Regions from separate parts of the Homo sapiens genome. Here region 2 is linked to region 1. A link is a loop called in an ENCODE intact Hi-C map of the cell type or tissue named here. Cell type or tissue: A673. All regions are shown on one strand. Each heading gives the region's core, and the rest is flanking DNA. Links, peaks and the distances in the headings are about the cores only. Region 1 overlaps RGS5 (regulator of G protein signaling 5). Region 2 has its middle 35 kb from the start of RGS4.

Region 1 (11,807 bases), core at 1,858-9,857:
TGTACACCCAAAAAACGTGGGAATAAAGAAACTTTGGGGTGGAGCCCAGCTCTCTGTGTTTTAACCAGGCCTCCAAGTGATTTGGGTGTACACTGAAGTTTGAGAACTACTGTGGTTAACACAGAGAACCATTATAGGTGAGGAGGAAATTGTCTCTGCAAGGCTGGTCTGATAGGGAGTGCTGAAGGCACTGCAATAGGAAGAGGAAAATGGGCAGGTGGGATGTTACAGTAATTCAGACCTGGAGAAGGGTGGTAAATATAGGTATGAAGAAGCAAGGACACATTTAACAGGATTTCCTTGTCTGGGCGCAGCGGTTCACACCTGTAATTCCAGCACTTGAGGAGGCCGAGGCGGGTGGATCATCTGAGCTCAGGCATTTGAGACCAGACTGGGCAACATGGCAAAATGCCATCTCTACAAAAAATATTAATACAAAAGTTAGAAGAATTGGTTGAGCCCAGGAGGTGGAGGCTGCAGTGAGCCAATATCATGCCACTGCACTCCAATCTGGGTGACAGAGTGAGACCCTGTCTCAAAAAATAAAAATAAAAGGATTTTCTGGGAAGACAGAAAAACACTTGTGACAGATTAGCTATTGGCAATGAAGAAGAAAGTCTAAATAATGTAGATTGGAGCATTTATAAATTATGAGAGTAAGGAGAATATTACAGTTACATAAAAATGGGATATTGGGAAGAAGGGTTGAGTAAAAAGGAATACATGGTGCCATTCACAAGGCATTGAACACCTCAGGTCCTTGATTGCTCTCATTTATATAGTAAATATATTGAATGTGATCCTCTTGAAATCTTAATTTTTTATAGCTGGAGGAGCTATTAGAGGTTTTCTCACTAAACTTATTTCCTTTCTCCCTTTCTCTTTTTCTACCTTTTCTTTTTTGGCAGAAAACAGGAGAGCTCAAATAACATATTCAAGATCACCCATAAAAGTACTGACTAAGTTGATAATAGGATTTAGTCAAGGGCAAATCTTTTCCTGTTGTACTGTTTTGTTCTGTTTTTCTCTATTTCCAATTGTTATGCTCTATGTTACGTTCTATGTTGACAGCTGTCATTTTTTTCTGTTAATAATCTGGACAGTTTCCTTCATTGGCACAGGACTTTCTGTAAGTAATAATAATAATAAACCTTGCCACTTATGGAGTACCATAGTACATGTGCTGGGCACTAATATTAGTGTTTCACATATAGTAACTCACTTAATCACAAGAGGCTTATGAAATAGATACCATTATTATCTTCATTTTACAGATGAGAAAACTAAGGCAAGGTAAGGTTTAAAAACTTGCCAAAAGTCACACATGTAGTAAGATGAATCGGGGCAGTTTGCCTCCAATATCCAGGCCCTTTACCACTATGTCATTCTGTCTCTTGCTTTAAGAAAACAAGAGTTTAGTTTTGGTATTAATTGGATTTTCTAAGAGTTCAATGTTCCACTTGACTTTCTCTCTAGGAACAGTCTTTTTAACGTGTATCGTATTTGCTTTACAAGCTTCCAGTTACATAATCTGAGACAGGATTTTTGCCACAGTTGGGAGTTGGACATTGTCTCTCTCAAATGTGGGGAAGATTTAACACAATTCAACACGTTACTTTTGACTGTAGTAATAGAATAGGGATCTGGAAAGTATCTTATGATATTGCTTGGACAGATCCAGGTGGTCATATGACTTAGTTATCCAAAACAGCTGGTTGCTAGTCTTTTCTTGATGACTTTTCTTCTGTAATGGAAACTTCACCACATTTATTGTTCACGATTTCCATGGTTTCATCACCATTTTATGGTAAGTTCTCCTGAACACTTCCTGTTTAAGTTTAAGCAATCTTTGTGTGTGTGTATGTGTGTGTGCTGGGGTAGGGGCCTTTCATGCTTATAGATGGCTGGGTTTTGAAAATTTATAAATGCATCATTATTTATCAGTTTCTTGTTCGAAGCTTCATAATCTCTTGAAGCTAGAGCCCCTTGTGTGGGTTTAGGTATCGTCTTGGTTAAGGGTAGGAACCCTGGTGCTTTTAGGATCAAGTCTCATTAGGCGTACTACATTGTTGTACCCTTCTGTGCTCCTACCACCTCCCTGGACTCCTGAAAATGCATAAGTGGCTAGAGAAGATGAGGATTTGATTAGTTATAGAACCCTAAATCCCTGTCCTCTGACATTTTCTCAGGGATTCTCTCTTTTCCCTATTTTTCTGCTTCTTTTATTTATTTATTTTTAAATTTTTAATTTTTTAAAAATTCTTTTGAGACAGAGTCTCCCTTTTGTTTTCTAGGCCCAAGTGCAGTGGCACCATCTCAGTTCACTGCAACCTCCATCTCCCAAGTTCAAGCTATTCTTGTGCCTCAGCTTCCCTAGTAGCTGGGACTACAGGCACGTACCACCACGCCTGGCTAATTTTTTTGTATTTTTAGAAGAGACGGCGGGGAGTGTTCACCATGTTGTCTAGGCTGGTCTTGAATTCCTGACCTCAGGTGATCCACCCGCCTTGGCCTCCTAAAGTGCTGGGATCACAGGCATGAGCCACCATGCTCAGGCTTTCTGTTTCTTTCTTTGCCACTCATCAAACACAGTAGTCTTTCACTCCTTCTCTCTGGGAACAAGCTGGCGTATCTCAGTGATTTTGGGGTTTTGGAAAACAAATACCAAAATGGGATACTCTTGTCAATTATCATTTGCTTTTGACGTCACAACACAACTCCCTCAGAGGCAAGAAAGCATGAAATGCCTGGCAACAGTCTTTAAAGAGGAAAAATTACATGTGGAGGAATATATGCATTAACACCCGATACATTAATATGTATTTAAGCTATTATTATTATCTTTAAGAGTTGCTACAGATCACTTGTTTTCTGCGTGTTTGCCGTGGAGAGGGGTGACTGCGTGATCATGGGTGGAGTCCTTGCACCTAGATTAAGGAATTGTATGATTAAATGAAAGTCTGGTGACCTCATGTGGTCCTCCACACTTGGATATATCAGGGATCTGGGAGATAAAGTGTGTTTCTCCCCCAGGTGACTGAAGAAGAGGATGCCCAACAAGTAGGGCCAGGTTTATGAAAGCAAGACCACCCTATGCATAATGAAATCCAACTGTGCCATACTTTTTGGACAAATACTTATTAACAAGCTCATGTAAAATGTTTGTATGACTTATTCTATAATCTCAATAAAGTCCTAGTTCTTTCTGCCCTGACTACACCTTGTATGAAGGGTTTGCTCAGATACAATAATATTCTAAGCTGGGATTCTAATATCTTTTAGTTGATATCAGGCAACAAGAAATCTTAGCATCAATGTCTGGATAGAGGACTTTGTGGGAATCAAGCCACAGGTGCCATCTCTAAGGGTTAAGAGTGAATTACATTTTCAAAACCTTTCTATGGAATGGGTGGGGGTTTCCACAATAGTGTCACAAGTCCAAATAACTTGAATATTATTGTGACTGGAGAGCCCATTATCTAATGAACAAGCCTACGTGTAAACACTCACTTCTAGCACGCGTCCTGCTAGTTGGCAAAGCATCTGATTTCGATCTCTATAGGGATAGCTGAGGCAGCTACAGCAGCCACCTTTGGAGCATGGTCTTTCTAAAGAGTTTGCTGACCACTGTTGAGATGTGAATGCTTGATTAGGTCAAGTAGCTGAATTAACTATGACATACATCATGTCATATTGTAGTGATTACAACCAGCTAAAATTTTTTATTTCATTGTTTTTCATTTCTTGTTTTGTATCTGTCTTGCCCAATTTAAACATAAACTCAATGAGAGGACCTTATCTTTTTTATTTCGTTGAAAATATCAAAACATATTATAGCGTACATCATGTGGTAGGCATTCAGTAAACATACTTTTAATTTGTTGAATAAATAAGTGAACAAAAGGAGAGGCTGCACAGGGTTTTCTTTTTCTTTTTTTCTTTTCTTTTTTTTTTTTGAGACTGAGTTTCACTCTTGTTGCCCAGACTGGAGTGCAATGGCGTGATCTCAGCTCACCACAACCTCCACCTCCTGGGTTCAAGGGATTCTCCTGCCTCAGCCTCTGGAGTAGCTGGGATTGCAGGCATGCACCACCACTCATGGCTAATTTTGTATTTTTAGTAGAGACGGGGTTTCACCATGTTGGTCAGGCTGGTGTCGAACTCCCAACCTCAGGTGATCTGCCCGCCTTGCCCTCCCAAAGTGATGGGATTACAGGCGTGGGCCACTGCACCCGGCCTGCACAGGCTTTTCTCTGTCCACCATGGTCCTAAGAAATTAAGTCAGCTTATTTAAACAAGAACCCTGGGAGACTTCCTAGTCTGTTACTGCAGGTTACTTGTGATGGTCCCTTACTGAAAATGAGCTAACCTGGGGTAGCTGAGGTAACAGCTTGAACATAAAAATGAAAAGAGTTGTTATTAAGACAATCTGCTGAAGGGAAACGTTAGAACATATCAAGAGTTGAAAGGGTATAATAGATAAACGTGCTTTCTGTGAATATATTTGACACAAATGACATTGTCAGTTCCATCTTTTCAGCCATCTTATAGTTTGAAGGGGCTTATTATGTAATTAATCACTAATATGAGTGAAAGCCTAAAACACTGCTAGGGAATGATTCACTTGTGTTTAGAAACAGAGCTTTCATTTCTGAAGTCATATCATAACACATTAATACTACTACTACTATATATTCCTTAGCATTTTCTTCACCTTTTTATCATTTGGAGCACCCGAGGAGTATTTCATATTAACTAACCATAGAGTCATTTTCCATCATGTATCATATATTAATTATATAAATCAAGTAAGAAAATAAATACATGTTTTAACATGATATCACACTATTACTAAACTTCTCTTTCATATGCTGTTAAAGCACAAGCAATGAGTGAATTTTCTGTAGTTCAAACTGAAGTAGGTAAATTCAGAAATAGGGTAGATGGTAGATGCCAAAATGATAGATTCTTTCCACCACAATCACCCGGCACTGCCTTTCTCTGCAGTTAAGAGTCCATCTTGATTTTAGGGGCCATGCTGAGGATCCTGGCAAGTTGAGGATTTCAGCCCCAGAACTGAGCCGACTTTCCACTAGCATATTCTTATACTCCCGCTAAGGGTTTTCAAGATCATCCATTACCCTGTCTCGGAGCCACCTACAAGGAGCAAACTCCACTGATATGAAGTTTTAAATGAGCAGCCAGGAAGAAAGCTGTTCCAGCTTTCAGCAAAATGCATTCTCCCTCTTGATAGGCCCGCGCAGGGACCCTCTGGGCCCTCTTCCCTCTGTCAGTCTCTGCTGGGTTCTACCTCTCAGATTAGTTCTCAGCTGCACGGAACTCAGAGGAGCTCCTCTCTCCTCTGGTCTCTAATCCGGCAAATGTCTTACTCTCGGCTGTGGACATTGACGGCTAGCGAGTGTTTTAGAAGCTTGTGTTTCTCTTTCCTGGGTATCTATTCCAGACATGTTCTTTTTAGTCCGTGGAAAGAAACCTCGTAGTGTTTCTTCAGAAGGAAGCAGCCTGGAACCAATCTGCTCTTTGCTCAGTTCTTTGCTAATGCTCACGCCTTCCCACAGCCAGCAGGGGGCATCTGCGACACGGATTTAAATTGCATTGAATTTAAATTGGATTATCCGATGTTAGGACACCTCTTTTGGAAATGTGTTGTAAAAATCTTGCCTTATGCTTCTCAACTCTCCTCCCTCTCTTCTTCCTTCTCGCTGTTCCTGACATATGTCTGGCGTCTACAGCGAAACCTGTTTGTGATTGCCGAAAGCCTTTCAACCACAGGAATAGCCTATGCCCCAGGGCTACTTCTGTTTCTTTTAAATCCTGAAAAATTATGGTCTTATAATTGATTCTTTTCAGATTGCTAGTGATTGCAATTATCCTCCCTGCCTCTTCTCATCAGCATATGTCCTATATAATATGAGGAACTAAATGCCCCACTTGACCATTCTCAATCTCTTTCAAGGACAGAAATTGAATTCACTTACTTTATAGTGCTTATAGTCATTTAATGGTGTTACCTCTGTCCAGTTAGCAAATTAGAGACATCTTAGTCCTCCGTGACTCATTCTAAGCTGCACTCCAATATTTCACCTACTCCACCCCAAAATGCAGCTTTACTATAACCTAGCAATTCAGTTCATTCATTCATTTGCTCATTCATCAATTTACATGGCAAATCTTTATTGAATGCTATTAAATGCCAGGCCCTGTGCTAAGTGCTGAAGCTGTAATTGTGAACTAAACAAATGTTCACTCTGCTCTTGGGGACCTGACACTTTAATGGGAGAGATAGACAATATTCGCATATACATATACATATGGAGATATAAATGCCAATTGAAAAATGCCATGAATGGAAAATTCAGAGGGCTCTGAGGATATATTAGGAGCAGTTTTTAGGTATATAATATCTCCCATTGCACATTGGGAAGTTAGGGCTCCTTGAGGTTACAGTCTATGTTTGTTTGTTTGTTTATTTATTTATTTAGAGATGGAGTCTTGCTCTGTTGTCCAGGCTGGAGTGCAGCGGCATGATCTTGGCTTACTGCAACCTCCACCTCCTGGGTTCAAGCAATTCTCTGCCTCAGCCTCCCGAGTAGTTGGGATTACAGGTGCCTGCCACCACGCTTGGCTAATTTTTTTTGTATTTTCAGTAGAGATGGGGTTTCACCATCTTGGCCAGGCTGGTCTTGAATGCGTGACCTCATGATCCACCCACCTCGGCCTCCTAAAGTGCTGGGATTACAGGCATGAGCCACTGTGCCAGGCCTACGTTCTTTTGTTTTTATACTCCACCTACCTTCATCAGTGATTGGAAAAATATCTGCTATACAGTTTACATATATGTGTTTTATATTCAATTGTTCCAAGTGTCTCTGAAGCGAGAAACAACTCTGTAACCCTTGAAACACCTAGTATAAGATTTTATATATAATTGGTTCTTCACACATTCTGGTGGAATATAATTGTATTTCTCAAAATTTAACCATGTTTCTGTTTTTAGTGATTGCTTGTGCTGGTTTTCCACACTTATGCATCTTAAGGTGATAACCCATTAAATTCACGCACTAGCAGGAAGGACTGAGGTGGTCCGTGGCCTTTTGAGTTTTGACTTCCCAGCCAGCCAGCATACCCACACAGGGAGCAGATTTAAAACTGCAAAGCCCCAGAATTATTCAAACCGTTTTCAGTTTGGAATCACTAATGTGAGTCATCTAGACAAAGAATTATCTTCCTCTGAGCCTTTAATTAAACTTTAACTCAAGCATTTTCAATTGATTTTATTTCAAAACAAGTTTTTCTTTGTAAAACAAAAGAATAACAAGAGGAGGAAGAGAGATGACAGGAGATAAAAATAGTTTCTTGTTAATGAGCATTAATGTAATGTGGCCAGGAAAAAATGTCTAGTGTGCAGTCAAATAGAGCCCGAGACCAAGCAGGAAATTGTAAACAAATTAGAAAATTATCTTCTCTGGATGGTGTTGTTTTTGATGCCAAATTAATGTCAGATACATTCAAGTTTATCTATAAAGGGAAAATAGTTTGGTAAGCTGGAGCTATTGTTTTGTTTGAATTTTTCATTTGGTTTGTTTTATTTTCATATGTCTGTGAGGCTATGGTAGGGAGGAAAGGGAAACGGGGGATGAAATAATATTCCAGGGATTCTTGAGGAGTAAAACAAATCTAACATTATTTAGTCTTGTGAAAAGAGTGCAATGTTTAAAGTGATTTGAACTTCAGCATTTCTCAGCTCCTCGGCCTTTAAACTTTACTGTTGTATGAGCAGAAATGCAATAACATTAGTCATTCCCTGAACAATGAACTCCTAATTAAATTTAATAGACTTCACAACTTAAATACTCTTAACTTTATAATGCTCTATACTTGAGCCTATACCAAGCCAGAAACTGAAGCCATAGAAAGAAGTGTTTTCCAAAGCACTGAATATCTTTTCTCCCTTACATTTCCAGGGCAAATATGAGGAAAAGAGTAACCTGATGTTCTGGTATGTTAGTCTGCTCTGAAGAAATGGAATACGATTTTCTCTTGGCAATGTTATAAATGATAGTTGATTTCTAGATCATTCCACAAAAAACTCTATTTAAGCAGTGATATAGATAAAATAGTAGTAGGGTACTGATTCATCCTGGTTTTAAAAGGATTTTGTGGTATGTCTTGAGCATTTAACTACCATTTATAAATGGTGTTTTCACAGAAAATGCATTCTGAAATAGTAAAAGAAAATGTGAGATACATTGTGTTCATATGATAGGATGCCACGTCTTTAAATACAGACAGTTTTTGAAAGGCGCTTTTCAATAGTTTTATCTCTTGTTTGTTTTCATACCAACTTTGCTGCAAGCTAGGTACTGTATAGAGGTCCCTCCAACATCCATCCCTCTATCTGGAAGGGAAGCAGAGTAACTTCTTTGAATGGGCTTTCTGCTGTCTCACATTTCACCCTCTTGCAGTACAAACTACTTTTACATCCCTTAAAATAACACGCACCCACCCTTCCCTCTGGAACGCTCATTCTTTTCTAGCCCAACTGACTGACTGCTGCTCATTCTCTAGTTCCACATTTGCCTCCTCTGAGAAGTTCCCCCTGATCTACCGTTGTGGACACTGGTGCTCCTCTGTGAGAGTTCTGCTGCTTTCTGGACAGTCTGTCTTTAAGCACCCGTTTGTGATTGTTTCCACATCTAAGACCTCTCCGGGCTAAAAGCACCTTGAAAGCAAGGAGCAAACCTAATGGTGTTTGTATATTTACTGCATACTGCCTGACACAGTAAACATGACCAATGAGTTAATCAGTAAGGAATAAATGAATTAAGTCACTAATAATTCTTTTACATACATTCGATTTCTTTGTTCTAATTATCCCTTAATCTCCAACTATTATTCTTGCATCAGGAAATCAAACACAAATATTTTTCTGCCTTTTACAAAAGCAAAAGGCTCAAATGGAGCAAGAAATAGAAAAAAAAGGAACTAAATTTGAGAGGGGGGATAAAGTTAAAACCAAAACAACCAACCAAACAGAAACCTAAACATGAGAGACTTTCATTACATCATTGTTATCTAAATATTGGTGAGTGGACTATTGTGTCAAGGTTGAAACTGAAAACAGTTGCAGCATGGATTCCACAGATGGGTGCACAGGAAGGGAGGGACCTATGGAGCCAGGAGGATATGGATTATGGATGAAGGTTTTCACGGACTGGGTGGGATACTGTGTCCTAGTGCACCTTGCATCTCTGACTGTAATACTGCACATTAGTCAGCAGAGGGTAGCCACAAATATTGCATGCATTTCTCCTCCCCACTTAATGTTTTCTTCATTTTTCAGATAAATATAAAATTGGCAATTCTTGTCCCCAGAGGTAGAATATAGAAGGTTGTGGGTGTAGTAATTCCTTAGTAACTTGCGGGGAATTTTTTGTATGTTTCAATGTAATGTTCGAAGCTAGGGAACATGGGCGGTGGGTTGGAAAAATGATTGTGTAGTTAGAACTAACTTTAAAGAAGCCGTGTTCTATGCCAAATGCTGTGCTAAGTGACTCACATGCATTAGTATATTTAATCATCTCAAAAAGTCTTAGGATATACTATTTTATCAGTCCAAATTTCTAGGCAAAAGAACTAAACATTAGATAATTTAAGTAACTTGCAACACTTGGAATTAAAGCGACACTTATTCTAATTCACAATGTTATATAAGCTCCCTCGGCAGAACAGTCCCAGTTTTTACCCTAATGCCGTGCTGAGCTTGATCTGAGGTACTATGGGACCTGAGTTGGCTTTAGTCAATGAGAGGGTCTTAGGGAAAGAGTGAAAGCAGAACAAAATGAAAAGGAAATGACACTGTAGAGATGACTGTTCCTAAAACATAGTTTTCAAAACCATATTTACTAGCCTAAAGGAAAATATGTTATAATTAGGCATTTATGGAGTTTTTATAAGTTACCACAGGTTTCCTTACATTTTTTTTCCCTAATATCCGTAACTGCAAATCTTAGGCATTTACTTAAATTGCCTCATCACAGCCTCCCTGTGAACAAATGAGGAAAGTATGTGTACAATAGTAAAATCCTATTTGGCTGCCATGTGAACTTCACCACATCTCTTTAAAACTTTGGTTATGATTAGCATTGACTGGGAGGTAAATGTTAGCAGATTTGTAAAGAACAAAATCAAGATATTTTTAGTTCACTTTGGCAAATATTTTTAAATGTTTACTATATTGCCAAGCATTGTGCTAGGCACAGGGGTTAAAAAGTATTTAAGACTAAATTCCTACCATCAAAAAGTTCTCATATCCAAGTAGAAAAACAGAAACATAAGTCAATGACCATAATGCAATATGATGAACCCTGTCTTAAAAGCATGGGTAAAGTGCTAAGGTGACTGGGAAAGGGTAGCTTTTTGGGTCTCCCAATATTCAACAACTTGTCCTATGGATTAATATTTAAGATTTGCCTGGTGCTTTTCTAGTATAGAATTGTGATAAAGTGATGGATAGATTAGAAGGTTAGTTTTAAAACTGAGCGTGAAAATAGTTGCATCCCGTGATGGAGGAGTACCCAGAATTCTGACCATATCTACTCACTAAAATACTGAAGATACAAAGAAGCAGTAAATTCTGCTGTAGTTTGTTGTTTGGCAATTAGTACTCATTTATCAAGGCTTACTGCACATAAGATAGTCTGACAGCCATAGAGAACAATGGATAAGGAGTTGGAAACAAAAATTTTATAGAGAAATAAATAATCAAGTGGAATGATTTAATTTTATAGCTGGAAATAGCTCAAAAAACATCTAAAATGATGGATAACGTCATCATTTTACAGATGAGGGAACTGAGGTCTGGCAGTAAAAAGTGGTCATTTTACTTCTCAAAAGAAGATATTTATGCAGCCAAAAAACACATGAAAAAATGCTCATCATCACTGGCCATCAGAGAAATGCAAATCAAAACCACAGTGAGATACCATCTCACACCAGTTAGAATGGCGATCATCAAAAAGTCAGGAAACAACAGGTGCTGGAGAGGATGTGGAGAAATAGGAACACTTTTACACTGTTGGTGAGACTGTAAACTAGTTCAACCATTGTGGAAGTCAGTGTGGCGATTCCTCAGGGATCTAGAACTAGAAATACCATTTGACCCAGCCATCCTATTACTGGGTATATACCCAAAGGATTATAAATCATGCTGCTATAAAGACACATGCACACATATGTTTATTGTGGCACTATTCACAATAGCAAAGACTTGGAACCAACCCAAATGTCCAACAATGATAGACTGGATTAAGAAAATGTGGCACATATACACCATGGAATACTATGCAGCCATAAAAAATGATGAGTTCATGTCCTTTGTAGGGACCTGGATGAAGCTGGAAACCATCATTCTCAGCAAACTATTGCAAGGACAAAAAACCAAACAGCACATGTTCTCACTCATAGGTGGGAATTGAACAATGAGAACACATGGACACAGGAAGAGGAACATCACACACCAGGGACTGTTGTGGGGTAGGGGGAGGGGGGAGGGATAGCATTGGGAGATATACCTAATGCTAAATGACGAGTTGATGGGTGCAGCACACCAACATGGTACATGTATACATATGTAACAAACCTGCATGTTGTGCACAGGTACCCTAAAACTTAAAGTATAATAATAATAAAAAAAAGTGATCATTTTTTCCAAATGTCATATATCTAACAATAGTGAAGACCAGAGCCCTCAGAAGACTAGTAGGCAATGCATGCAGAGTTCTACC
Region 2 (11,807 bases), core at 1,212-9,211, 69 kb after region 1:
ATCTCACCTTGAATCATATCTCCCAGAATTCCCACGTGTTGTGGGAGGGACCCAGGGGAGGTAAATGAATCATGGGGGCTGGTCTTTCCCATGCTATTCTCATGATAGTGAATAAGTCTCACAAGATCTGATGGGATTATTGGGGTTTCCGCTTTTGCTTCTTCCTCATTTTCTCTTGCTGCTGCCATGTAAGAAGTGCCTTTTGCTTCCTGCCATGATTCTAAGGCCTCCCCAGCCATGTGAAGGCTCTTTTTCTATGCAGTCTCGTGTATGCCTTTGTCTGCATCATGAAAATGGACTAGTATAGTAAATTGGTAATAGGAGAATGGGGCATCACTGAAAAGATACTCAAAAATGTTGAAGCAATTTTGGAACGGTCAAAGGTTGGAACAGTTTGGAGGGCTCAGAAGAGGACAGGAAAATGTGGGAAAGTTTGAAACTTCCTAGAGTCTTGTTGATTGGCTTTGACCAAAAGCCTGATAGCAATATGGACAATAAGGTCCAGGCTGAGGTGGTCTCAGATGGAGATGAGAAACTTTTGGGAACTGGAGCAAAGGTGACTCCTGTTATGTTTTAGAAAAGACTGGTGGCATTTTGCTCCTGCCCTAGAGATTTGTGGAACTTTGAACTTCAGAGATGATTCTTCTGGCAGAAGAAATTTCTAAGGAGAAAAGTATTCAAAAGTGACTTGGATGCTGTTAAAAGCATTCCATTTTGAAAGAGAAACAGAACATAAAAGTTCAGAAAATTTGCAGCCTGATGATGTAGTAGAAAAGAAAAACCCATTTTTTGATGAGAAATTCAAGCTGGCTGCAGAAATTTGCGTAAGTAGCAAGGAGCCTAACGTTAATCCCCAAGACCAAGGGGAAAATGTCTCCAGGCCATGTCAGTGACCTTCACAGCAGCCCCACCCACTATAGGCCTGGAGGCCCAGGAGGAAAAAGTGGTTTCATGGACCAGGCCCAGGGTGCCCATGCTGTGTGCAACCTAGGGACTTGGTGTCCTGTGTCCCAGCTGCTCCAGCCATGGCTGAAAGGGGCCAACATAGAGCTCAAGCTGTGGCCTCAGAGGGTGGAAGCCCCAAGCCTTGGCATCTTCCATGTGTTATTGAGTCAAGAATTGAGGTTTGGGAACCTCCACCTAGATTTCAGAAGATGTATAGAAACGCCTGGATACCTAGGCAGAAGTTTGCTGCAGGGGCGGGGCCCTCATGGAGAACCTCTGCTAGCCCAGTGTGGAAGGGATATGTGGAGTCAGAACCCCCACATGGAGTGCCTACTGGGGCACTGCCTAGTGGAGCTGTGAGAAGAGGGCCACCGTCCTCCAGACCCCAGGATGATAGATCCACTGACAGCTTGCACTATGCACCTGAAAAAAGCACAGACACTCAACACCAGCCTGTGAAAGCAGCCAGGACGGGGGCTGTATCCTGCAAAGACACAGCGGCAGTGCTGCCCAAGACCATGGGCATCCACCTCTTGCATCAGCGTAACCTGGATGTGAGACCTGGACTCAAAGGAGATCATTTTGTAGCTTTAAAATTTGACTGCCCTGCTGGATTTTGGACTTGCATGGGCCCTATATCCCCTTTGTTTTGGCCAATTTCTCCCATTTCGAATGGCTGTAGTTACCCAATACCTGTACTTCCATTGTATCTAGGAAGTAGCTAGCTTGCTTTTGATATTACAAGCTCATAGGTGGAAGGGACTGGCCTTGTTTCAGATGAGACTTTGGACTGTGGGCTTTTAGGTTAATGCTGAAATGAGTTAAGGCTTTGGGAGACTGTTGGGAAGGCATGATTAGTTTTAAAATGTGAGGACATGAGATTTGGAGGGGCCAGGGGTGGAATTATATGGTTTGGCTCTGTCCCCACCCAAATCTCAACTTGAATTGTATCTCCCAGAATTCCCACGTGTTGTGGGAGGGACCTGGGGGGAGGTAATTGAATCATGGGGGCTGTTCTTTCCTGTGCTATTCTCATGATAGTGAATAAGTCTCATGAGATCCTATGGGTTTATCAGGAGTTTCCACTTTTCCTTCTTCCTCATTTTCTCTTGCTGCCGCCATGTAAGAAGTGCCTTTCACCTCCCACTATGATTCTGAGGCCTCCACAGCCATGTGGAACTGTAAGTCCTATTAAACCTCTTTTTCTTTCTAGTCTCAGCTATGCCTTTGTTAGCAGCATGAACACAGACTAATACCAAGTGTCACTTGTGTATAATTTAAAATTCATAAAAAAGTAGCATCAACAAAACAAAGAACTAAAATCTGGATACTGGGGAAATCAGGGAAGAGAGGGGAGTAGAGGACAAAATGTTATCGGGTATCTTAGCAGAGTGGCCAAAGTACTTTTAAGAACAGGGATAGCTAATTTAGAATTACAAGTTTTATGTTTTCTTGTACTGAAAACCCTATCTGCCTCCCAATGCCTTCTGTAAAGTCTTATACACATATCTTTGCCTTTTAGCCTTGTTATATGTGTGTATGATGGTAGAGGGGAATCCAAGAATAAGAGATTGTGTCCTATTCTGCCTAGCTTGATCATGGAAAAAGAAAGAGCTACAGGAATTTTAAGTAGGTAACCAGTGAAAGAATGAACCATGAGGCAGAACTGACTGTAAACTGTAAGCCCATTAGCACACATAAAAAGGTGGAGATGGAGATAACAGATGATTTGAGCTGCTGAGTTTCATGATATTTTGATTTTTTCCTTGTCTATGGGAGGATAATGCTCCAATCCAGTGAACATAAATACCTTGTTCTAACGAGCATTTTCCTATATTAGTTGGCATTCTATTTATGAAGAGTGTAAGCTTCAGGTGAATTCTATCATTATGAGTCACCTTTTTTGAATTGAACTGACTCAGATGGAATCAACCTAGGTGCCTGTCAATGGTGAATTGGATGAAAAAAATGTGGTACATATACACCATGGAATACTATACAACCATAAAAAGTATAAAATTATGTTCTTTGTAGCAACACACAGGTGGAGGCTATTACCCTAAGCGAACTAACACAGAAACAGAAAACCAAATATCGCATGTTCTCACCCGTAAGTGGGAGCTAAACGTTGAGTATACGTGGGCATAAAGTTGAGAACAATAGACATTGAGGACTACTAGTTGTGGGAGAAAGGAACGAGGGTCACACAGTATACCCATATAACAAACCTGCACATGGATCCCCAAGTCTAAATAAAAGTTGAAATTTTTTAAGAAAAAGAACTGACTCAGATTATTGACCAGCCTTCTTTGAACCTATGAAGCTGAGGTTCATCTCCTAATTCATGTTAAATTTACCATGGGACCTTTTAGCATTCAGCTATTCTTTCCTAGAGAACCCTGTAACATGCTTATATTATTCAACTCCTATACTGATAGCTTTCATTTGCTTCCCTTCTCTGTTTGTTGTTGCTGTTGTTGTTGTTGTTGTTGTCGTTGTTATGGAGTTTCACTCTTGTCACCCAGGCTGGAGTGCAATTGCACAGTCTCTGCTCACTGCAACCTCCGCCTCCCGGGTTCAAATGATTCTCCTGCCTCAGCCTCCTGAGTAGCTGGGATTACAGGCGCCCATCATCATGCCTGGCTAATTTTTGTATTTTTAGTAGAAAGGGGGTTTCACCATGTTGGCCAGGCCGGTCTCAAACTCGGGACCTCAGCTGATCTACTCGCCTTGGCCTCCCAAAGTGCTTGGATTACAGACATAAGCCACTGCACCCGGCCATATCCCTTCTCTTTTGAGTCATTTTTCTATTTAAAAAAAATTTGGGACAGAAAATCACACCAAATTTTCTTTTGGAGTCCATATAATCTTCTCTGCTCAAGCGTAGGTCATAAATCTGACTATGTCCATGCTTGCACTCTTGCCTGTGACCTCAGTCAAGTTATTCAGTCTTTCTGAGCCTCAATTTTAACTTTTCTAAAGTGGAGATAATAATGACATCATTAAAGCAGCAATAATTAAACAAGATACATACTTGCCAAAGTGCTTATTACTTTTCTAGCTACATAATAAGGGCTTAAATTAACTCCAGTTCATCTTATTATTTAAAGATTCTGATGACTTTAATCACCAAGTTCTTTCTTAACTCAAGGGTAGCATTTTTTTCTCTGCAGTGGGATTGCTATCAAGCCAAAGTGAGAAATTACTAACTCTGTTGCTTCTGGCTAAATGACACTTCTCTGCCGATTTCATCTCTGCTTTTGTAATTCTTGGCTCAAATGGCAGGTTGATTCTCCACAAAAATTTCATAATCCATTAATTATGTTAGTGGGGATTATAACTATTTTGGAGAGAAAAATTTAATCCTCTCTGTTTAGCACTTTGTAGAGGCTGAAGCTATGAAAAATGGTTGATCAACATTCACACTAGGCTATGAATGGCAGCAAGCCAGATGTGGAGATAGAAAATATAGCCATTGTTTTTGTAACAGTATCTTATTGATTTCTAGGTGTTAGGCAGCGGTTAAGCTTGCTAAAATGATGTTGCATTCCCTAAAATAAATGCCACTGTATGCACTCTTTTAGAACTTAGTTATTATTTCCTAGAAAACTTTGTCATGTGTCTTATACTACTGAACTTTCACCTTTTTGGCACTCATGTTTTGGAACTTCTCATCTTTTTTTAATCATTTACATTTTCAAAAATTTGAGTGATCTGACCATACCTACCTTTTTTTTTTCACTCTTATACCATCTTTTCTCTTAAGTATAGACAGCAAATCTAATTATTACCAGGACTCTCCTCTTGCCAGCTTAAACCCTGCCTAATATCCATAAATCAATAAAATGTGTTGTTAAGAATAATGTAGTTTTAAAATAAAGAGAGTGTAACTACAAAACTAACAATTAAAAGTAAGTGAAAATGTTAGGTGCAAAGTAACACTTCATAAATGCTTAAATTCACTGTTCCAGTATAGAATTATACAAGTTAGACTAATAATGTAATTTCTGAATCTCTGTTTCCTTTTTTTAAAAAATGGTTGGATAATATGATCTGATCCACTAACCTTCCAGAAAAAAGACTTATATAAATATAAGCTTTATTATTATCAACAATGTTCTGGCTCTTTTCAGATCTTTGATTCAGTTTTGTTGAAATAAAGCTCAGAACAGACAAAACAACTTGAAAAAAGAAAACTGTCCTTCAGTGGAAATTGTCTTTATTACATCTGCCAGAATACCAAGTGATGACATAAATCAGGACTCAATGTTTTATTAGGCAAGTCAGATTCCTCAGATCAATGTTTTGTTTGAATAAAGATAATTAAGAAATTTTTGCTCATCTTAAAGAAAATATGCAAATCTTTTTTTCTTTTTAGGGAACAGGAAGAAATTTAGCATAACTTCAGGCAGAGTGAATTAGGAATGTTAAGGTTTTTCAAAACAAGTATTTCTTATAGAAAATGTGTTCTCTCTAAAATTGTCTATCTCCAGCAAAAATCCTTGGTTGTCATCATCACCAAATGCCCACATATGTTTATAGTTTTCTAAGGGTCTTATGTTTCCTTGAATGTTTAAAATATTCTGTCTCTTTCAAAAAGTGTTTGAAAGTCATGCAACAAAGAATATAAATAACCAACTTTCCTTCCTTCCTCCCTTCCTTCCTTCTTTCCTTCCTCCCTCCCTTCCTTCCTTCATTTCTTCCTTCCTCCCTTCCTTTTCTTCTTTTCCATCATCTGTCAACAAACATTTTTGCCAGCACTTAAAATAAATATGAATGATAATAATGAAAAGATGATGAAGAAACAATATAAATGAGACATAATCATGTCTCGAGGAGCTGACAGCCTAGTGGGAGAGACAGGAAAGACTAAGTATAACAATAAAGATAAGAAAATGCTCTGAGAACAGAGAGCAGAGTTGACCAACTCTACCCTGGGGAATCAAAGAAGGCTTTACAGAGAAGGAGGCACTGAAGGTAGGTCTTAATTATTGTTTAAAAAAAATCAAAAAGATTTTGTCAGGCAAAAAGAAACAAGGTCCATCCAGAGAGAAGAAACATCACAGACAAAAGAAGGGCTTCACGTAAAGGTCTGACAGGAGAGGCAAGGCCAGGAGACCGCTGGTTCTGCTCTGTGTCAAAGATGCAATGCAGAGAAGTCTGTTGACTTTAGCAGAACAGCTGATAAATTACTTTTCTCACATGCTACAAATATTTGTCAAAGCTGTTCTCTTGTGAAGTGTCAGGATTTCGGTCCAGAGGATGACATCAATATTTTTCTTTAATTTCTTACATTTTTTACCTTATCTACTTTTCTTTCCCTTTACATACCTCATATTCACTGGGTTATTAAAAACTGGTCTGTTCTAAGAAAAATAAATTGGTAGCCTCTGAAGATGAGTAAGATTTTTAAAATTTTCTGGAGAGAGGAGAAGAATGCACAGAAAAAAAAAACAACTGCAATGGTGCCTAGGAGTCCCATTTATATCATCGTATTAAACTAACTTTGTGGAGGAAAGAAAAGGAACTCTGCTGTGCTAGGCTAGGAGGTGGACATTTTATATCTTACTTTTGAACTCCTGGCCTCAAGTGATCCTCTCACCTTGGCCTCCCAAAAAGCTGAGATTACAGGCATGAGCCATTGTGCCCAACCCTATATCTTATTCTCAATCCCCATGAAATACAAAGGCCTTTCAGTGTTTTGAGAACCATGATCTGGTTCATGATTCTAACCTGCTAACACTCTGGCCTCATTGCCAACCATTCTTTCCATCACTTACTGGCCTTCCAGCTGGTCCTTAAATGTGCAAAGCATGCTTGCCATCTGCGTAGTACTCTTTTACTTCAGATATCCACGTCTCTTTTGCTCTGACATCCTTCAGGTCTCAACTCAAAGTAGCCTTCCCACACTGCATAAAACAGGATCCACCTGCCCCACATTGTACTCCAATCTCTTCCTCTAGTTTATTTTTCTTCTCAAAGTACTCATTGACATAGTATGTATCCTTATTTCTATATTTAATTGTCTTTATCTTCCCACTGGAGTTTGAGCTCTATGAGGTCAGGCATTAGTCTATTTGGTTCAAATAAAGTTTTTTTAAAGAGTTGACATTTAGTTCCCATCAACGGTAAACTGGATTAAAAAAATGTGGTGCATATATACCATGGAATATTTTGCAGCTATAAAAGATAGTGAGATCACATCCTTTGCAGTGACCTGGACGGAGCCGGAGGCCATTATCCTAAGCAAACTAACATAGAAACAGAAAACCAAAAACTGCATATTCTCACTTATAAGTAGAAGCTGAACATTGAGTACATAAGGAAACAAAGAAGGGAACAACAGACATGAGGACCTACTTGAGGGTAGAGGGTGGGAGAAGGGTGAGGATTGCAAAACTCACATACTATGCTTATTACCTGGGTAATGAAATAATCCATACACCAAACCCCAGGATATGCAATTTACCTATATAACAAATCTGCATATGTACCCCTGAACCTAAAAGTTAAAAAAGAGTTGATATTTAGTAAATAGTTAATAGATGTTTTAATAATAAATCATTTATATTTATATTACTAACAACATTTTACAGACGAGGAGCCCGAATTTCAGACAAGTGTAATAATTTGCCTGGGGTTCCATGACTCATAAGGCATCTGGATCTGAACATACGATGTCCCCCAAAGCCATGATTTTCCCACTATACCAAAATTTATTCCCTAAAAGGATGCCTTCCATGAGACATATCTTCAGACATAACTCATAAGCTTATTGCTTACAATATTCATCATGGTTCCTAATTGTAAAAACCAAATCTTCTATAGCTAGTTTAAGCAAAAATTGATCTATTAACAGTTACAGACCATTCACAGAATTATTGGCAAGGCTGAAGAAACAGACTTGTATTGAGCTTCCAGAAATGACTTTAACAGCACACCAAAGAACTGGCCTGCCAGGGAGCTGCTGCTCCTTCCACTTTCAAGGAATAGCAGAATCAAGAAAGTAGTTGCCATGGATCCTGTCAACACCTCGGCCATGAACACAAACCTGCTGAATCAGAGAAGTCACCACTACAGGTGCCAGATCCAGAATTTTACCACAATTGCCATGATCCTCACCAGCAAAATAACTATGTCATATCCTGGCTCTCTTTCTATTTATCTCCCTTCTATATTAAAGATTCACACAATCATATCTAATTGGTGAAGTTCAACTCACATTCAGAAAGTTTGCTGCAGTGGGTTATGAGGAATATAATTCTTTGGTTTCCCAGGCTAGCAGGACTGGAAGGCAGCTTATAAGGGGCTCAGAACCTTGTTGGCAGAGCAAATCCACTGTCCTATGTTAGGCACTTGTTAGTGCATAATTTTATTCAATCTTCACAGAAACACTGTAAAGTACGTACCATTTTGCTTACTCAATTGAAGAAGAGATGGAGGCTCTGTATTAGGGTTCTCTTAGAGGGACAGAACTAATAGGATATATATTATATATACATCCTATTATATATATATATAATATATATACATGGGAGTTTATTAAATATTAGCTTCCATGATCACAAAGGTCCCACAATAGGCTGTCTGCAAGCTGAGGAGCAAGGAGAGCCAGTCCAAGTCCCAAAACTGAAAAACTTACAGTCCGGTGTTTGAGGGCAGGAAGCATCCAGCACGGGAGAAAGATGTAGGCTGGGAGCCTAGGTCAGTCTCTCCTTTTCACATTTTTTCTGCCTGCTTTGTATCTGTAAGCTGATTAGATTGTGCCCACCAAATTAAGGGTAGATCTGCCTTCCCCAGCCCACTGACTCAAATGTTAATCTCCTTTGGCAACACAGAATTAATATGTCATATCCTTCAATCCAATCAAGTTGACACTCAGTGTTAACCATCACGAGTTAACCCCTTGTGAACCTGAACCCATACACATCTTCTGAGATCATACATAATCTTCAAATAAAGACAACAATGAGGTCATAATTATGCCTAACATAATACAACTATCCTTCGTACAACTGGAAATGCACCGATCCCCAACCCAAATCCTACTACATAAAGTTAACAATACTTAAATGCTGATATGAAGTCAATAAATCTTATGTCACATGATAAAGGGAAAGGAAATAAAATGAAGATATTTTCTAGTACAAGTGCATACATCCACAAACATGCTTTTAACAAAAGAAGGAGGAAATACTCGTGACAGTTACGGTCCTCATTTCTGCAGCTGGTCACGTGGTCGTAGCTAGTATTGATGACTACCTTCTTCTACTACCCATTCTGTATTCCCTTTGTCTTCAGCAAGCACCTCAGCAGGTCGTGATTTTTGTCCTGGCTCAAACCTTAGTTCCTGAAGGGTCTGGACCATTTGTAATCCTGCCTGGATTGGGCTGTTGGAGTTTCCCATTATTGATCTTAATCACAGGGCATGGTAATATTAAGAGATGTCCTAATGGATCTCCTGTATTCCATGCATACTCTTCCTTACCTCCATTGTGGAGTAGTAGACTGATTTCATTTTGATAGCCCAGGTCAGTCACCCCAGCTAACACTCTAACTCCCTTCTTAGCCTGCTGATTTAAAGGTAGGAGGAGCCCAAAGTGTCCAGGTGGCAATCTTAACTTCCAGTTTAATGGAATCATTCTTGTGTCTCCTGATAGCAGTGTTCCTTGCTCTGGAACTAAGACCTCTAGGCCAGCAGAACACAATGTCGCAGGAACAGGAAGCAAAAATTTTGCTAGTGGATCACTAGGGGTGATGGTGAGTGGTGCCACTTCCAATTCCGCCCCTTGATTCCTGGACCCGTGAATCCTGGCTATGGGAGGAACAATACCATATATTGGATGCTGATTCAGAGAATACACAGCCTTGTGGAGAACTTTGCTCCAGCCCTGCAAAGTACTGTCACCTAGTTGGCATTGTAATTATGACTTCAAAAGATCATTCCATCAATTCAGCTGCTTCAGGATAATGGGGAACATGGTAAGACCAGTGAATTCAATGAGCCTGAGCTGACCGTTCCACTCCTTTAGCCGTAAAGTGAGTGCCTTGGTCAGAGGCAATGCTGTGTGGAATACCATGGTGGTGGATAAAGCATTCTATGAGTCTGCAGATGGTAGTCTTGACAGAAGCGTTGCATGCAGGATGGGCAAACCCATATCTGGAGTAAGTGTCTATTCCAGTGAGGACAACTTTCTGCCCTTTCCATGATGGAAGAGGTCCAATATAATCAACCTGCCACCAGGTAGCTGGCTGATCACCCCGAGGAATGGTGCCATATCAAGGGCTCAGTGTTGGTCTTTGCTGCTGGCAAATTGGGCACTCAGCAGTGACTGTAGCCAGGTCAGCCTTTGTGAGTAGAAGTCCATGTGCCGAGCCCCTGCATAACCTCCATTCCTGCCACTGTGGCCACTTTGTTCATGGGCCCACTGGGAGATGACAGGGGTGGCTGGGGAAGGTGGCTGAGTGGTGTCCACAGAACAGGTCATCGTATACACTTGATTATTAAAATCCGCCTCTGCTGAGGTCACCCATTGGTGAGCACTCACATGGGATACAAATATCTTTACAGTTTTTGACCACTCAGAGAGGTCCATCCACACACCTCTTCCCCATATTTCTTTGTCACCAATTTTCCAATCATGCTTCTTCCAAGTCCCTGACCATCCAGCCAAACCATTGGCCAGAGCCCATGAATCCATACATAATCGCATACCTGGCCATTTCTCCTTCCATGCAAAGGACACAACCAGGTGCATTACTCAAAGTTCTGCCCACTGGGGAGATTTCCCTTCACCACTGTCCTTCAGGGATGTCCTAGAAAGGGGCTGTAGCACTACAGCTGTCTACTTTTGGGTGGTGCCTGCATATCATGCAGAACCATCTGTGAGCCAGGCCCTAGTCTTCTCTTCCTCTGTCAACTGATCATGGGGAACTCTCCATGAGGCCATCGGTGCAGGCTGGGGGAGAGAAGGAAGGAGTGGAGACCATGGGCATTTGAGCCACTTCCTCACGTAAGTTACTTGTTCCTTCAGGACCTGCTCGAGCCTGATCACGTATACCACTTCCATTTGATGATGGAATACTGATATGCACAACCCACTTTATGGCTAGATGGGCCAGAAAGCACCCAGTTCATGATAGGCAGTTCAGGTCACATGGTGACTTGATGACCCATAGTCAAATGTTCGGTTTCCACCAAAGCCCAGTAACAGGCCAAGAGCTGTCTCTCAAAAGGAGAGTAGTTATTTGCAGAAGATCGGAGGGCCTTGCTCCAAAATCCTAGAGCCCTCTGCTGTGATTCACCTATGGAGGCCTGCCAAAGTCTCCAAACAGCATCCCTATCTGCCACTGACACCTCAAAGATCACTGGATCTGCTGGGTCATATGGCCCAGGTATCAGAGCAGCTTGCACAGCAGCCTGGACCTGTTGCAGAGCTTTCTCTTGTTCTGGACCCCACTCAAAACTGGCAGCCTTTTGGGTCACTTGATAAATGGGCCAGAGTAACACACCCAAGTGAGGACTGTGTTGTCTCCAAAATCCAAATAGGCCCACTAGGCCTTGTACCACCTTCTTGGTTGTAGGAGTGGCCAAATGCAGCAACTTTTCCTTCACCTTAGAAGGACAAGCCCTACACCACTAGACCCCAAGAAATTTTACTGAGGTAGAAGGTCCCTGAATTTCCCATCCTCTGGCATGCAAATGTCCCACTGATAAATCCAGTGTATTTGCTACTTCTTGCTCACTGGATCCAATTAGCATAATATCATCAATGTAGTGGACCAGTGTGATATCTTGTGGAAGCAAAAAGTGATCAAGGTCTCTCCGAATAAGATGACACAAAGCCAGAGTTGATACACCC

What was found. Hi-C counts contacts between places; a loop is a spot of excess contacts. Peaks named below come from ENCODE experiments on the same cell type or tissue, not always from the same donor. Only the 100,000 strongest peaks of a DNase experiment are listed, where the experiment ranks them.
Region 2: it touches region 1 in a loop (2.8-fold over the local background); 4 of 110 quality-filtered maps call a loop at or near these places.

The regions. Positions count from the first base shown.
Region 1 is chr1:163,168,771-163,180,577 of GRCh38, reverse strand. The region is part of intron 1 of RGS5 (regulator of G protein signaling 5); the gene reads left to right. The region is part of intron 2 of RGS5-AS1 (RGS5 antisense RNA 1); the gene reads right to left. Among named protein-coding and RNA genes, the nearest start is that of RGS5-AS1, 13 kb to the right of the region's middle. RefSeq lists an enhancer at 2,803-2,972. In A673, for the core only: CTCF peaks have their summits at 5,584 (motif pointing right) and 9,301 (motif pointing right); DNase peaks (open chromatin) are centred at 5,587, 7,197, 7,797 and 9,247; H3K4me3 peaks cover 3,088 bases; H3K27ac peaks cover 4,881 bases.
Region 2 is chr1:163,098,929-163,110,735 of GRCh38, reverse strand. No RefSeq gene overlaps it. Among named protein-coding and RNA genes, the nearest start is that of RGS4, 35 kb to the right of the region's middle. In A673, for the core only: no CTCF peak of the experiment used is centred there; DNase peaks (open chromatin) are centred at 4,285, 5,205, 5,505 and 5,825; H3K4me3 peaks cover 1,754 bases; H3K27ac peaks cover 3,847 bases.